2 separate regions of the Homo sapiens genome follow, and region 1 is linked to region 2. Evidence: chromatin loops called from intact Hi-C (ENCODE). Cell type or tissue: PC-3. All regions are shown on one strand. Region 1 has its middle 37 kb from the start of MED14OS. Region 2 overlaps MED14 (mediator complex subunit 14).

Region 1 (2,500 bases), 53 kb before region 2:
ATACTCTAAAGGACAGGAGAGATGAACAAGAGACACAAAATATACCACAGAGAGCTGGATTAGGAAAGAAAAAGAAATGCAGGTCTGGAATCTCGTCTTTTATTTTTTGTTGTGTATATTTAAGATGTACAACATGTTTTGATATACATATACATATAGTGAAATGATGACTACAGTCACACAAATTTACATGTCCATTACCTTCCATAGTTACTTTTTGGTGTGTGGTGTTAAAAGAAAAACCTTAGACAAATTAAGTTTAACAGAGTTTAATTGATCAAAGAACTATTCACAGTTCAGGAAGCCAGAATAGGTTCAGAGAGTCTCCGGTGCTCCGAATGTGTGGAAGAAGAAGATTTACAGGCAGCAAAAAGAAAGCGAGGTACAGAAACAGCCAGATTGGTTACACACACGATTTGAACAGTTTGCTGCCTGTGATTAGCCAAAACTCGGTGGTTGGCACCAGAGTAGGTTATAGTTTGTTTACACATCCAGTTAGGTTACAGGTCACTCTGTGAGGAGATGCCGTTAGGCTGAACTTAAAATATATCAGGTGGCAGCTTTAGGCTAAACTTAATTTAACAGCAATAATTTCTTCTCTATCATCATCGCCTTTTCTGAGTTGTCTTAATCTGATGTTTTCATTGGCTCTTTATTAAATACCTTTGTGATGGTTTTGGACTCTACTACCTTCAAAGTGAAGTAAAGTTTGTTCACTGTGTTCAAGGAACCACAATGGCTATAGTCTTCGATTTAGCTAGCCTGGCCAAATTGAAGATTGGTGTGTGAGAGTTAGCATGGCTCAAGACTTAGCCAGGCTCATGAATGGTCAATCCATTTTAACCGAGCACCTACTATTTATCAGGCACTATGTTTGGAAGTGGAGGGAGAGATTGACTGAGACACAATGCCCTAACTCAGTGGTTCAAAATATTCCATGTAAGGTTCACACTAGCATCATCTGAAGAAGGGTATTGAAGATAAGATGATGCCACCACATGGATGTTAGTGAATGCTTTAGGAATTGTGTTCAGCTGCTAGCAATCGACACTAAATAAAGAGTGGCTTAAATAAATTGGGAGATTATTTTCTGTCTTTTGCAGGCAGAGGTAGGCAATCCACTAGTGGCATGTCAAGCCCATGAAGTCATCCAAGTCCCATGCTCCTTCTGTCTCGCTGCTTTGTCCTTCTTAGCACACATTTTCCACTCTAAAGTTTGCCTCATGGTTGCCAGATGACCACTGCAACTCCAGCCATCATGTCTGCATTTCAGGCTGAAGGAAAGAGGAAGAGAGAAAAGAGAAGAGGCAACAGGACGCTTGCCAGGTGAGTCAACCTCCTTTTAAAAGAGCTTTCCCAGAACCTCCACCCAAAACTTCTGCTTACATCCCATTAAGTAGCACTTAGTCATATGGCCATCCATAACTGTAAGAGAAGATCTCAACAAAATAAGAGCTTCACAAGTACTTAGTCATTTGCAAGTACAAGTTCAGGTACTCATTATATTAGCTTACCTGTCCTCTCATTTGGTCTCTGGTACTTTTTTTTTTTTTTTTTTTTGAGACGGAGTCTCTGGGCACTCTGTCGCCCAGGCTGGAGTGCAGTGGCGCAATCTCGGCTCACTGCAAGCTCTGCCTCCCGGGTTCGCGCCATTCTCCTGCCTCAGCCTCCCGAGTAGCTGGGACTTCAGGCGCCTGCTACCGTGTGCGGCTAATTTATTTTTTATTTTTTTAGTAGAGAAGGGGTTTCACCGTGTTGGCCAGGATGGTCTCGATTTCCTGACCTTGTGATCCGCCCGCCTCGGCCTCCCAAAGTGCTGGGATTACAAGCGTGAGCCACCACGCCCGGCCGGTCCCTGGTGCTTTTAAAGTTAACTTTACTGGTTTCTTTTTATCACCCAATTGTCTAAAACAATCATCATCTTACACTTAAAATGCATAATTGTTAAAATTCAGACCAAAGAAGAGGGATAGTTCAGCAGACACATCGAATAAGAGGAGTGAATGAATGCTAGGGCAAGGAGAAGAAAATCTCATAGACTTCTGCTGCCCCCACTCAATGGTACAAAAGACTCTTAGGTTTGTTTTTTGTTTTTTTTTAATTTTGATATAAATTAACAGATTGCTTTGCATAAATGTTACGTCAATGTATACTGCCACCAGCGCTGTATGAGTAATAGGCTTGGGTCATTTTAAAGAACTTTATGTTCAAAGCTCATTCAACACTTCATAAACTCACTATATTTTTTTTTTTTTTGCTTGTTTGTTTCTGTTTTTGTTTTTTTTGAGACAGAGTCTCACTCTGTCACCCAGGCTAGAGTGCAGTGGCACGATCTCGGCTCATGGCAACCTTTGCCTCCAAGGTTCAAGTGATTCTCCCACCTCAGCCTCCCGAGTAGCTGGGATTACAGGCTCCCACCACCATGCCCGGCTAATTTTTATATTTTTAATAGAGACGGGATTTCACCATGTTGGCCAGGCTGGTCTCAAACTCCTGACCT
Region 2 (2,500 bases):
GTGGTGGAAGCACTCCCTTAGGCCCCCCAGCGGGTGTATCCCTAGGTCATGTGCCACCTAGTCCTCTGGCTCTGAGTCCAGCCTAGCACTAGGAGTTGCCTAGGAATTGCAGTGCTTGTGTCCTAGACAGCCTTTCATGTTTACCTAGGACTCCAGAGTACTTTGGCCAACATTAGCAAGGCTTGCTGAGAAACTCAAGTTCCAACCGCTGCGATGGGCAATTCTCTAGCCAAGGCTGGTCCAAATGCTCCCTCTGGCCCAGCACAGCTTTGCTCTCCACTATGACAGGGCAGTACTGAGTTCAGTGTAAAGTCCCCCAGTCACTATTCTCTCCCTCCCTTAAGTGCAGGGCCTCTGTTGGGGTGGCAGGGGAGGGGTGGTGTCAGGGATTCAAGACTGCCTCTCCTGCCCTCCTCAATGCCTCTTTCAGTGATATGAAGTTAAAACCAAGTACTGTGATTGCTCACCTGATTTTTGGTTTTTGTAACAGTGCTTTTCTGTGTGCAGATAGTAAAAATTTCGTGTTCCTGGAGAGGGGGTGACTGGTGTTGGCTTGTATTCCACCATCTTGCTCTGACCCTCTCAGCATTTTTGTTTTCTGAATGTAGATACAGATGTGTTTATGTCAGGGATAAAGTCCATCAATGAGAATTAGAGGGATTGTTCATGTTTCAGCACTTCTGTTCTCAACCTAATGATTATTTAACTAGTTTGTTAGAGATTCTTGATAATGATCTTTAGCCATGCCAGATGTGTTATGAGTGTATAGATCCATAGTTTATGGAACTCTGACTAATGGTAAAACAACCTGGATAATGTTTTGCCTAAGAAAAAGATAAAATATCTCTCATTCTCCTAGATATTTTTTTCAGTAGCTTTACTGAGATATAATTTACATACCATACTATTCACCCACTTAAAGTATACAATTCAGTGGTTTTTGTTATATTCACAGATATGTGCAACCATCATCACAGTCAATTTTAGAACATTTTAATCACCTCAGAAAGAAAACCTGTGCCCTTTAGTTACCACCCCAGCTCTCCTCTAGCCCTAAGCAGCCACTAATGTACTTTGTTTCAATAGATGTGCCTATTCTGAACATTTCATATAAATGGAATCAAATGTGTTGTGTTGTGATTGGCTTCTTTAACTTAGCATTTTTTTTTTTAGTGTAGTATTTTCAAGATTGATTCATGTGGTAGCTTGTGTCACTACATTCCTTTTTATGGCTGAATTGCATGGATATACTACATTTTGTTTATCTGTTCATCAGTTAATAGGCATTTGGGTTGTTTCCAGTTTTGGATTATTATGACTAATGCTGTTGTAGATAGTCATGTCCAACTGTTGGGATGTATGCTTTTATTTCTCTTGACTGTATACCTAGGAGTGGGATGGCTAGGTCATATGGTAACTCTTTGTTGAACTTTTTGTGGAACTGCCAGACTATTTTACAAAGTGGCCACACCATTTTACATTTCCACCAGCAATGTATGGAAGTTTAGTTTCTCCACATCTATGCCAACACTGGTTGTTACCTGACTTTTTGAGTCTAGCCATCCTAGTAGGTATGAAGTGGCATCTCATTAAAGTTTTAATTTGTATTTTCCTGATGACCAGAGATGTTGAACCTGTTTTCATGTGCTTATTGGCCATTTGTGTATCTTGTTTAGAGAAACATTTATTTGGTGTTAAATTCTAAAGGAGATTATTATTAAACATATTCACAGCTGGTGTGTGAATACCTAAAAATAACATGGATTAGTTCTTTGTGAACTAAGACTATGTGAATGGATTCACTAATCAGTTACTCAAAACTCAAGTTTTATCTTTTATTTATTTATTTTAAGACATGAAGTCTCACTCTGTCACCCAGGCTGGAGTGCAGTGGTGTAATCACAGCTCACTGCAACCTCAAACTTCTGGGTTCAAGCAGCCCTCCCACCTCAGCCTCCCTGAGTACCTGAGACCACAGGCACTCACACTACTGTGCCCATCTAATTTTTAAAAAGTTTTTATAGAGATGGGGTCTTACTTGGTTGCCCAGGCTGGTTTCGAACTCCTGGCTTCAAGCAGTCTTCCCGCCTCTGCCTCCCAAACTGCTGGGGATTACAGGTGTGAGCCACCACACCCAGCCAAGTTTTATCTTTATTAATTGTATTTCTAAGTTCAAGGAATGTAGCTGAAGCTAGTGTATTTTGAGTTCAGTGAAGTAGTTTAGAGAGTGTTTCATTAATTGTTTATGTTTAAGTGGAGTGATAGGGGCTGGATAAACTGTGGCATCCCAGTAGGGTTGATGCATGTCTTTCTGCCGGGGAGGTCTTTGGTACTCTTTGAGCTTGACCTTGGTCTGATAAGCATTTTTACAGTGACCTGAGTTAAGGGAGATGTGAGATGGCCTAAATCTGAGTAAAAGCCAGTTAAAAAGTTGAGAATGTATTAGCAGTGTCATGACTGTTAATAAGAAGTTAGTGTTGGTGGCATTGATAGAAATTCA

Evidence for each region. Hi-C counts contacts between places; a loop is a spot of excess contacts. Peaks named below come from ENCODE experiments on the same cell type or tissue, not always from the same donor. Only the 100,000 strongest peaks of a DNase experiment are listed, where the experiment ranks them.
Region 1: a loop joins it to region 2, with 9 times the contacts of the local background. A loop is called at or near these places in 1 of 110 quality-filtered maps.

Annotation. Positions count from the first base shown.
Region 1 is chrX:40,771,352-40,773,851 of GRCh38, reverse strand. No RefSeq gene overlaps it. Among named protein-coding and RNA genes, the nearest start is that of MED14OS, 37 kb to the right of the region's middle. In PC-3, no CTCF peak of the experiment used is centred here; a DNase peak (open chromatin) is centred at 1,371; H3K4me3 peaks cover 567 bases; H3K27ac peaks cover 2,441 bases.
Region 2 is chrX:40,718,191-40,720,690 of GRCh38, reverse strand. All of the region lies in intron 3 of MED14 (mediator complex subunit 14), which reads left to right. Among named protein-coding and RNA genes, the nearest start is that of MED14, 16 kb to the left of the region's middle. In PC-3, no CTCF peak of the experiment used is centred here; a DNase peak (open chromatin) is centred at 1,300; H3K4me3 peaks cover 392 bases; H3K27ac peaks cover 1,861 bases.